2 separate regions of the Homo sapiens genome follow, and region 2 is linked to region 1. A link is a loop called in an ENCODE intact Hi-C map of the cell type or tissue named here. Cell type or tissue: B cell. All regions are shown on one strand. Each heading gives the region's core, and the rest is flanking DNA. Links, peaks and the distances in the headings are about the cores only. Region 1 holds the start of RNPS1 (RNA binding protein with serine rich domain 1). Region 2 holds the start of PGP (phosphoglycolate phosphatase).

What was found. A loop is a pair of places that touch in the nucleus more often than their neighbours do. Peaks named below come from ENCODE experiments on the same cell type or tissue, not always from the same donor. Only the 100,000 strongest peaks of a DNase experiment are listed, where the experiment ranks them.
Region 2: a loop joins it to region 1, with 10 times the contacts of the local background. A loop is called at or near these places in 35 of 110 quality-filtered maps.

The regions. Positions count from the first base shown.
Region 1 is chr16:2,265,861-2,271,223 of GRCh38, forward strand. RNPS1 (RNA binding protein with serine rich domain 1) reads right to left here and starts at 2,266. Exons shown (of 8, transcript NM_080594.4): 1 at 2,195-2,266. MIR3677HG (MIR3677 and MIR940 host gene) reads left to right here and starts at 2,803. Exons shown (of 3, transcript NR_132988.1): 1 at 2,803-2,983. MIR3677 (microRNA 3677) reads left to right here and starts at 4,853; the gene lies at 4,853-4,912. RefSeq lists an enhancer at 2,074-2,333 and a silencer at 2,464-2,913. In B cell, for the core only: no CTCF peak of the experiment used is centred there; a DNase peak (open chromatin) is centred at 2,311; H3K4me3 peaks cover 2,466 bases; H3K27ac peaks cover 2,482 bases.
Region 2 is chr16:2,212,991-2,218,338 of GRCh38, forward strand. PGP (phosphoglycolate phosphatase) reads right to left here and starts at 1,850. Exons shown (of 2, transcript NM_001042371.3): 1 at 1,148-1,850; 2 at 1-1,063. The coding sequence starts at 1,787. The coding sequence ends at 738. RefSeq lists enhancers at 1-385, 807-936, 1,958-2,252 and silencers at 1,377-1,426, 1,767-2,426. In B cell, for the core only: no CTCF peak of the experiment used is centred there; a DNase peak (open chromatin) is centred at 1,981; H3K4me3 peaks cover 1,473 bases; H3K27ac peaks cover 614 bases.

The DNA.
Region 1 (5,363 bases), core at 292-5,291:
TGGAGAAAAAAAGTAGGCATTGAAATTGCGTGAGAGACTGCCTGCCATGTAAGAGTTTAGCAAAATGCCTGGACTGCAGAATGTGCTCAAATAACGGTAACAAATTACTCAAAAACAAATTACTAATTAGTTATGGGCCCTATTTTCCAGGGACTTCTGCCTTCAGTATTTCTAGTAAGGCTCTGCACAAGCTGCAGGAGTTGTTAAGTGAAGATCTCAGGAATGGAGTCTCAGCTACTTCTGTCTCACCTTCTCCAAGAGCCAGTTGGTAAGGAGGACACAGCACACCAATGTGGTCCTGGTTTCCCTGTGCAGTGCACGCCAGGGGTGCTTCAAAATGCTGCTGAAAATACGTTCTGACCCAAGAAAGAAAAGCACCTGGCTTTGAACAGTCAAATGAGAGCCAAGGAGGGCCGAACGCCACCTTTGCTGCTCTTGTCCAGGGGTAAAATGTTTTGCTTTAGAACAGTAAGGTTCTGCAGACACCCAGCAGATAGTGCCTCGACACTCTTTGTGTCCTCGGACAATCAGTGAGTATCATTCAGAGTATAATTTAGAGTCTGGAGCCAGAGGGCCTGGGTTTGATTTGAGGTTTTACTGTGTGATTTTAGACAAGTCACTTATCCTTTCTCAAGTTTCTCATCATCAATATGGTGACAATTACAGTTCCAACCTTATAGTTACCCAGGGCATTAATTAAAGACTCGATAAATGTTAGGAGCAAGAGTTGTATCTCCACGTCCGGAGGCTCCTTCCCCCACAGACACTTGTCTCCAAAGTTACACTAATTTCTGAACTCTCAGCTGGGTTCCTGCACCCACCCGCCTTCGAATCACCTGCAGCAGCACTGTCCAATAGAAACCGTGTGAGGAGCCACAAGCATCACCTGAAATTCCTTAGTAGCCACGTCACAAAAATGGGTGAAATTAATTTTTAACGTTTGACACATCCAAAATATTATCTTTCCAACATATAATCAACATAAACATCTAATAAAAGTTTGCTTTTTTCCTAGTCTTCTAAAACTGGTGTGTGTTTTAATATTTCAGTCTTGATTAGCTGTATTTCACATGCTTAGCAGCCACATGTGGCCAATGGCTACTTGGCTGGACAGCACAGACCTAGAGTGGAGGTCACACCCGCAGATTCCAGCCCCACCCCCCCAAGAACTAAGATCTGCCCGAATGTACTTGGTGAAATCAAACACCACCAGTTATTCTTAAGCACTCCAAACACTAAGAACCACTGAGTAAGCGGACGCCTTGCTGGGTGCGGTCGAGTGCTAGAAAGCAAAAGTTGAGGTTCTCTGTTCACCCAAGTTCAGGTACCGGCTCAGGACCTCGGTTACCTCCCCCATCCTCCGGAAAGGTGCGCGTCCAACAGCCAGAGAGAGGAGAGAACAATTAGTTAAATCTCGAGGAGAGGGCGTTTCGGCACAAATCTTCAGAGCACCTTCCCCATTTAAAAGTACATTTCAGGCACAGTTCATGCGGAATCAAGACAAAAAGCCTACTCCACGTTTCTCCTCCAACAAACTTAACCTTCCCGTATCCGCCCCTCTGGGGTAACCCATCAAACTGAGCTCGGCCACCGTGCTCGGTCCATAGTGGGCCGTATCCCCACGGCCTAGCGCCGATAATTGCACACGGGAGTCCGGGAAACGTTCGCGGAGTACACGTTTGAATTAATGACTCCGAAGGGGGGATCGGCCGACCTTCCACCGCATCCCACAAAGAAACTCCGCGCCCGCCGACACCGGCCCGACACGCCGACCTCGCCGCTACCCGTCCGCGTTCACTCACAACTCCCCCGTCCAGGCGCCGGGCCGCGAGCGCTTCCAGGGCAGGGCCTGGCGTTGGGGGCTTGGGTCTCCGGCCCGGCGGGAGGGCCCCAAGGGCGGAGGCCGCGCTCCCCGCTGGTCTGAGTCCCGCGGGCCTGGCTGGGCCACCGCCGAGCGGACGAAGCACAGGCGCCCTTCCGTCCGCAGCGGCCCCGACCACTTCCGGGCCACGGCCTCGACACCTCCCACTCCGCCCGCCCCGGGCCACACTCTTTCTTCTCGGAGCCCGCACCGCGCTGCCAGGCCACCGCCGCACTGCGGGGCTGAGGAGTGGACCGGCTTCACGAGGCGTCCTGCCGGGCCTGCCGGGCAGCCCCCGAAACACGGATGCAGTCGGATTCCGCCCCAACTTACATCTTCCCGCCGCCGCCACCTCCTCCTGCTTTCCTCAGCCGCCGAGGCCGGCGCCGCTCTGACGTCAGAGTCAAGGAGCGGGAAGTCGCCGCCGCCCGGCGCGCAGCGATGACGTAAACGCCTGGCCCAATGGGCGCCAGCGAGGAAGCGTTAAAGAGTCAAGGCAGTTTGTGGGAGTCGCGCTGGGGACGTTCAAGGTGTCTCCTAGCCGGTAAAGTCCCTGGGACTGACCGGGCTGGTTGCACGCTTACTGGAGCGGGCACATGGGTAGCCTGTTGAACCTGGGAGGGCAGCGCGATGACCGAGGCTCGTCCTCCGGCGCGGAGGGTGTTAACGCGCCCGTGCCCCGCCCCTTTCCTTGCGCGGGCGCACTGGGCCCGCCCGGGCAGACTCCGGCCCCTGTCGCCGGCGGTGGAGGCGGGGCTCCGGGCCGGGCTGTGCTGAGGCCGGCGGGGTGGTAGCACAGGAGGGGTTCGCAGGCTCTGCGGCCGTGCGTGGCGGGGCGTGGGGGCCCGCAGGGCGGAAGTAGCTCGGAGAGACGGGCTGGGGCAGGGCGTGCGTTCGTGCGGTCAAAATCCACTGGTGGCGTTTGGGGTGTTCCCGTGGACGCGGCCTCCCGGCAGGCGGACCTCCACCGGGTGGGCGCGGCAGGCGGGCTGTGCGGGCAGGAAGAGCGACGAGCTTGAGAGTGGGAGATGGGGTGCAACGGCGGGCCTCTCCGGGGAGGTGACACTGCCGCTGAGACCCGAATGGAAGGGCGCGCCCGGCGGGGGAACAGCAGGCGCCGAGGTTCGCTGGAAGCAGGGAAGGGAGGCCCGGGTACCGGCTCGCAGGCCCGCGCGAGCTTCGCGGCAGCGGCACGGAGCGTGTGAACGGCGCAGCGCCGAGGCTTCATCCATCGGCCGGTGCAGGGTCCGGGCAGGGAGCACTGTCGACCAGGGTCCGACCCTGGGAGAGTCCAGAGGTGGCGCCTCTGGCAGGGACAGAGGAGGGGGTGACGCTGTAGGGGTGCAGGCAGGAGGCTCCGCGTCAACTCCCCACACTGACGGGGCGGATTTTTTTTTTTTTTTGACAGAGTCTCGCACTGTTGCCCAGGCTGGAGTGCAGCGGCGCGATCTCGGCTCACTGCAACCTCCGCCTCCCGGGTTCAAGCGATTCTCCTGCCTCAGCCTCCCGAGTAGCTGGGATTACAGGCGCACACTACCACACCCGGCTAATTTTTTTTGTATTTTTCTGGTAGAGACAGGGTTTCACTATGTTGGCCAGACTGGTCGAGAACTCCTGACCTCGTGATCCGCTCCTAGGTTCGCCTTGGCCTCCCAAAGTGCTCGCTCCTGGGCGTCCCAAAGTGCTGGGATTACAGGCGTGAGCCACCGCCCCCGGCCGAGGGCGGGTTTTGTTCTCTGCTGTGCCTGTCAGGCAGTCGTTGCCCTGTGGTTATTTGTGGAGGGATTGACGGTGCGCTGAGCTTCAGACTTTGTCTGAACAGCTTCGTGGCAGCAAGGAAGGGAGAAGGGAACAGATCCAAGCCGATCTTTGGGAGGAGAGAACCAGCATGACTTGGAGACTTTAGATGTCAGAGCAAAGGACAGGGTGCAGCTTGGTGACCCGGAGTGGGTGGGTGGGTGAATGGATGGATAGATAGTGGGGATGTGGTCTGCCATCACTGCCCTCTTCCCTGTGTGGGAAGCCAGCTCTTGGTGACTTCCTGCCGAGACCCACTCCCTCTGGCCCTGTCCGAGGGTGTCAAGTGTGCCCTTGACCCTTCACCCTGGGCTAAGGGATGTCCAAGGAGTTGGGGACAAAGGCAGCTAGGAGGAGGAGCTACCTCCCGAGTCTGCTGCAGTAAGTCACCAGTGTGTTCCTGTGGGTGGAGGCTGGCAGGCCCATCAGTCTGGTTTGGGTACCCGTTGGATTTGGGTTTGATGACATGTAAAGTGAGTTAGAGTCTCTGCATTACTGTCACACCTGCTGTGCCCAGGCATGGAAGATTAAGTGGAACAGAGGGGCCGCCCCCCTGCTGAAGGGGCCCCAGAGTCGGCGCTAGGGGAGGGGGCAGCCTCGGTGGTCCAGGCAGGCATAGGCGGAATTCTCTGAGGTGGCATTGGAGTCCAGTGGTCAGAGGTGCTAAAAGGCCCCAAACCTAGAGCCCATGCCCAGGGCCCCACTGACACCTGGTGGGCAGGGGCAGCCTGGTGACCCCACATGACATGGGTGGGCGTGACGCAGCACCAGCTGGGCCGACAGCCCTCCCCCTGCTGGTTTTTAATGCTCTGCAGTAATGTCATTTGGCCTGCGAATAAGCTTTCACACATTTTATATTAAATCTACAAGTATGATTTATTCAGGCACTTACGAATTTAATCAAATTTGTTTCTAAATATTACTGATTTTTGTTATCAAATGTGCCATCAGCTGTTGAGCTTTGAGAATTGAGCATCCTGGCTTTTGCCATTTTGAGGATCAGCAGAAGCATGTCTGGAAGAAATGTGAGAAAATAAAACTCAGGAGCCTACCCCCACCCTGCCCTTCCAGGAGCTCAGCCCCAGAGCCAGGCTGCTAAGGCCATGGAGGCTGAGGGCAGTGGAGCTGGGGTTTCTGGAGCCTCAGGGGCCCTGGTTTGCTGGAAGGGCAGGCAGGGCTTCATGGAGGGCATTAGGCAGTGGCCAGAGCCCTGCAGTGCTGGGCATGGGCTTCTCGTGGGCTCTGGCCACGGCCCTGAGCTCCTCCCCTTACCTTCCCAGAGCGGAGGGTCACCTGCTGAGCTGGGCACGGGCTTCTCGTGGGCTCTGGCCACGGCCCTGAGCTCCTCCCCTTGCCTTCCCAGAGCGGAGGGTCACCTGCTGACAGTTTGGGGCGGCTCTGTCTTTGAGAGCATGCCCTCATGAAGGCAGAATGTCCTCCCTGCCTCCATCCTCTGTGGCCCGGTGGCTCCTGCAGTGCCTGCCCTCAGAGGCTGGTGGCCTGGGACACAGGGATGAGGATGGGCTTGGTGGTGCTGCAGGTCACAGTGGGTCATGAAGGAGCTTTGGGGGTGTTGCATTCTCTGGTAAAGCACAGCAAGGGAGCCCTTTTACCCACTACTAAAACCTGGCTCTGCACTGAGGCCATGCGCAGCCCAGTCAGGTGGACGAGGGGGTAACGACTGGACCGTGGGGAGGCATCAGAG
Region 2 (5,348 bases), core at 1-5,000, 53 kb before region 1:
GGTAGCTGCTCCGTCCAAATCACCTGGGTATAAATGCACACTTGAGACAGCAGAGCTTTAGCTGGGCTGCGTTTACAGAACTGGGCAGCAGCCCTGGGTATCTGAAACGGAACAGACACTCAGTTGTGACATCAGAGTGGTTTTCAAGGAAGTAAGGGAGGTGGGAGAGTGGTGAGGGCAGCACTTTGCACCCAAGGGCAGGGAGATGCCACCTGGGAGCAGCCGCCTCCTCCACTCCCACCCTGCTGGGAGGCACAGGGACACAGAAGGCTCCGCTGGACTTTCAGTCATACTGATGGGGCTCTGGTCCATGCAAGCCTCTCCCAACAGTCAGAATAATCAGTCCCTCTGCCCCCTGAGGGGCTGGATCCCTGAATGAGTTTTTCAATAAAATACAGGACACACACCCCTAGACCCGCCTCAGTCCCATCGGCAGGCCCTGGTTACCTGAATCCCGGACAGGTGCAGAGCCTGCCCCTGCCAACCCCACCCAAGGCCCAGAACCCAGCCCACAACGCCTTCCAAGCCTAAAAGTGCATCTTCGATTACAAGCATCTGTAAACAAAATCGTCCCCCAAACGTGTACTTACAAGGTTAACAATGAATGCCTTTGCTTAACTCCAATTACACTCTTTGAAGCCACTTAGCCGAGCAGATGCTTAAGCCCCACCTATTAATTTGGGTAACTGGTTTTCAATTTCTTTTTTTTTATTCTGCAGATTAAAGACACTCAATCTTTAACCTTGAAGGGCAGGCAAAAGGTCGGCTATGCTGTCAACATAGAAGTCAGGGACCATTTTCTTCTTAGACACGCAGTCACTTTCCTGATTATTCTTCACATCCCCTAGAGTGGAGACTCCGGTGAGGGTCAGGATGGTCTTCAGGCCACAGGTGGCGCCTAGGAGGATGTCTGTGTCCAGGCGGTCTCCCACCATGACGGTGCGCTCGGGGTTGATGCCGTATTCCTGGGACACGCAGTCGAAAATGAAGCGGCTGGGCTTCCCGATGATGTCGGCCTGGCGCTGGGCGGCCATCTCCACGGCTCGGACCAGACACCCGGTACCTGCGGGGCACAGGGGACCGGGTCAAAGGGCAGGGAGGGGGCCCGCCGCCCGCCCCCCAGCCTCCCGCCCCAGGGCGCACGGACCCGCGATGAAGCGGCCGTTCTCAAGCGGAAGCCGGTTGTCCATGTTGGTGCCCACGAGCAGGCAGCCGGGCTGCTGCAGGTAGCGCAGGGCCTTGGTGAGCTTCATGTAGCTGAAGTGCGGGTCAAAGCCCACCACCACCGCGCGCACGTCGGGCTCCAGCGGCGCGTGCAGCCAGTCGCCGGGACCCTCGCCCTGCAGTGGCTCGGGCCCCACGCCCACGCTGGCGACGCCCACGGCCTCCAGCTCCGCGGCCAGGGCTGGGCTGCCCAGCACGTAGGCCTTGGGCGCGGGGGCGCCGGCCAGGCGCTGGCGCAGGTAGAGCGCGGTGCAGTAGGCCGTGCCGAAGACCTCCAGGCTGGCGCCGGGCCCCGCGGGGCCGCCGAAGCCCAGGCGCCGCAGCTTCTCGGCGTAGGCAGCGCGGGTCTTGCTGCTGTTGTTGGTGATGAAGCCCAGGCGCTTGCCGCGGGCTCGCAGCGCCCGCAGGGCCTCGGGCGCGCCAGGCACGGCGGTCTCCCCGCGCCACAGCACGCCGTCGCAGTCGAACAGCAGCGTGTCCACGTCGGCCAGCAGCGCCTGTGCCCGCTCGGCGCTCAGCCGCACGCAGCGGGCGTCGTCGCCACCGGCCTCCGCCGCCGCCATCGCCGCCCGCCGGCCGCCGCCGCCCGCCGGCCGCTCCTCGCAGCCGCCCGCCGCGGCGCCCTCCCCGCCCCCGGGGCGCTCATTGGCCCAGCGCCTCGCGCCCGCCGCCCATTGGCCTGCACCTTCGCCAATCCGCCCCCGCCTCCCGCGGGCTGCGGGAGCTCAGCGCCAATCGGTGAGGCCCGGCGCGGGGAGAGGGGCGATCATTGGCTACCGGCCTTGGGACGCCCCGGTGATTGGCTGGCAGGGCTCCAACCGGCATTCGGAGTGAAGCGCTCGCTGCGGAAATGCGCCAGAGGGGAGAGCAGCGCAGGCGCAAGGCCGCTGTTCCCGGGCTGCCGCGGGCCGCTCACCCATTGGAAGCGAGTGGTCAGCCTAGGTGACGAGGCCCTTCACGGAGTGACCCGGGCCAGGCCGGCTGTCCATTGGCCGGTCTCTCCCGCGGGCATGGGCGGGGCTCTCGCAGGAGCGCCGCGGGAGGGGGCCGGGGCACCTTCGTCGGCCGTGCCCGTGCCTCTGTGCCGTGGACGCGCTCGGGACACGGGGCCACCACGTGGGTCGCTTACCGGCCAGTCCCGCGAGCCAGCCCGGGGCTCCTTCCCCGGCAGGCGTGAGTACGCGCCTCAGTCCTTTGCAAAAACGCGTTCCCGGTTCCTTGGAGGTAACACGAACCAGCCATTACCAGGCTGGGGGATTAGGGTCTAAGGACACTGTCTAGAACCTGGTACTCAGTGATTGCTCGCCGTCATCGTCATCAATTATTAGGTATTTAATTGAGGCAAAACATTACAGTAAAGGGCATGAAAACCGTGCAGCTCGATGGAAGTTTTACATTTATTATTATTTTATTTACTTATTTATTTACTTTTTGAGACGGAGTCTCGCTCTGTCGCCCAGGCTGGAGTGCGGTGGCGCCATCTCGGCTCACTGCAAGCTCCGCCTCCCGGGTTCACGCCATTCTCCTGCCTCAGCCTCCCGAGTAGCTGGGACTACAGGCGCATGGCACCACGCCCGGCTAATTTTTTGTATTTTTAGTAGAGACGGGGTTTCTCCGTGTTAGCCAGGATGGTCTCGATCTCCTGACCTCGTGATCCGCCCGCCTCGGCCTCCCAAAGTGCTTGGATTACAGGCGTGAGCCACCGCGCCCGGCCTTTTATTTTTTTAATTATTATTTTTTGAGACGGAGTCTCTTGCTCTGTTGCCCAGGCTGGAGTGCAGTGGCGCGATCTCGGCTCACTGCAAGCTCCGCCTCCCGGGTTCACGCCATTCTTCTGCCTCAGCCTCCTGAGTAGCTGGGACTACAGGCGCCGGCCACCACGCCTGGCTAATTTTTTTGTATTTTTTAGTAGAGACGGGGTTTCACCGTGTTAGCCAGGATGGTCTTGATCTCTTGATCTCGTGATCCGCCCACCTTGGTCTCCCAAAGTGCTGGGATTACAGGCGTGAGCCATGGCGCCCGGCCGGAAGTTTTACATTTTTACATGTATATATATATTTTGCGACAGGGTCTTGCTCTGTCCCCCAGGCTGGAGTGGAGTGGCTAGATCACAGCTCACTGTAGCCTTATCACAGCTCACTGTATCCTTGACCTCCTAGGCTCATGTGATGCTCCTACCTAAGCCTCCAAAGTATTTGGGACCAGAGGTGTGTGCCACTACGCCTAATTTTTTTTTTAATTTAAATTTTTTGTAGAGACGGAGTCCCACTATGTTGGCCAGGCTGGTCTCCAACTCCTGGCCTCCAGTGATCCTCCTGTCTTGGCCTCCCAAAGGGCTAGGATTACAGGCGTGAGCTGCCGCACCCAGCAGATTTTTTTACATATGTATATGCTTGTGTAAACATAACCCAGACCAAAGTATAAAGTATTTCCAACACCCCAGGAAGTTCCCTCTTGTTCCTATCCAGTCAATAGCAGATAGCACATTGCTGACTACTTTTCTGACTCCTATCACCATAGAGTCACAACCAAGCCTCCGGACTGCTTTATACTTGGGATTATACGGTATGTGCTTCTGGCTCTTGCTTCTACGGTTTAACATAATGTTTGTGAAATTCATCCTGGCTGGGTGCTGTGGCTCACACCTATGATCCCAGCCCTTTGGGAGGCCGAGGCGGGCAGATCACCTGAGGTCAGAAGTTGGAGACCAGCCTGGCCAATATGGTGAAACCCCATCTCTGCCAAAAGTACAAAAATTAGCCGTATGTGGTGGCACATGCCTGTAATCTTAGCTACTTGAGAGGATGAGGCAGGAGAATCGCTTGAACCTGGGAGGCGGAGGCTGCAGTGAGCCGAGATTGCACCACTGCACTCCAGCCTGGGCAACAGAGCAAGACTCCTATCAAAAAAAAAAAAAAAAAAAAAAAAGATGACTTTGACTTTGAGCAGAACTGGATTTGACAAGAATCACACTCTGCTTTTACCACAGAGCAACAGGTAGTTGATTTGAGACAACGGCTGGAATGGGAACTGTTGATGATACCCAGCCATGGGCCATCTTCTCCCACACTTGCCCGGCTGCCTTGGCTTCCTGGGCACTCTGTGAGCACCTAGGCCGCTGCACCGCTCCTTCCCTGCATTACCTCCTCAGAGTCACAGGACAGGCCTGAGAGGCAGGGATTATTCACATCTCCATTTATAGATGGCCAAACTGAGCCACCGAGAGTCGCCGGCTGGACAAGGTTGAGTTGGGATTAAACTCAGTCAACCCCAAAGCTGAGCTCTGCCCCATCTGGTCGGCTTAACGTCCTCAGAATATGCCTGTATGTGTGCAGGTAGGAGGGGAGGCATGGTCACTTGTGGGGAAGGTCCTGGCGGAGGCTGGGAGGAAAGTGCGCTTTATAGGAGAGGACTGACTTTGGGAACAGGGTGATGTGGCCCTGCATCTGGGGCTAGAGGACCCCTTTGGGTGCCCCCCACACAGGAGGCATTCAGTCTCTATCTGTGAGGGGATGGCCCCAGTGTCTCCCCAAGTAAGGATCTTGTACTGCAAGCCGACCTGGGGATGGCTTTCAGTGGCACGAGAACAGACACTATTTCACCTTAACAGAGTTGCATCAATTTACATTGCAATAGAAAATATAAGTAGCCCGCTAGGCGCGGTGGCTCACGCCTGTAATCCCAGCACTTTGGGAGGCCGAGGAGGGCAGATAACCTGAGGTCAGGAGTTAGAGACCAGCCTTACTAACATGGAGAAACCCCATCTCTACTAAAAATACAAAATTAGCCGGGCGTGGTAGCACACGCTTGGGAGGCTGAGGCAGAATTGCTTGAACCCAGGAGGCGGAGGTTGCAGTGAGCCAAGGTTGCACCACTGCACTCCAGCCTGGGTGACAGAGTGAGACTCGATCTCAAAAAAAAAAAAAAAAAGGATTTTGTAGTTCCTGTTTGGGTCTGGCTGTGGAATGTCCACAGGCATTATTCTGTTGAGCCAGGCTGAGGCCTGCATGGGAAAGGAGGCCGTTTGGAGAAAGGGAGGGTCTAGTCTTGCTGCCTGTGCCTGGCCTCTCTGCCTTCCAAGGGTCTATCCACTCCCATGCTTGCCAGTGGCCTGGGCTCTGGGC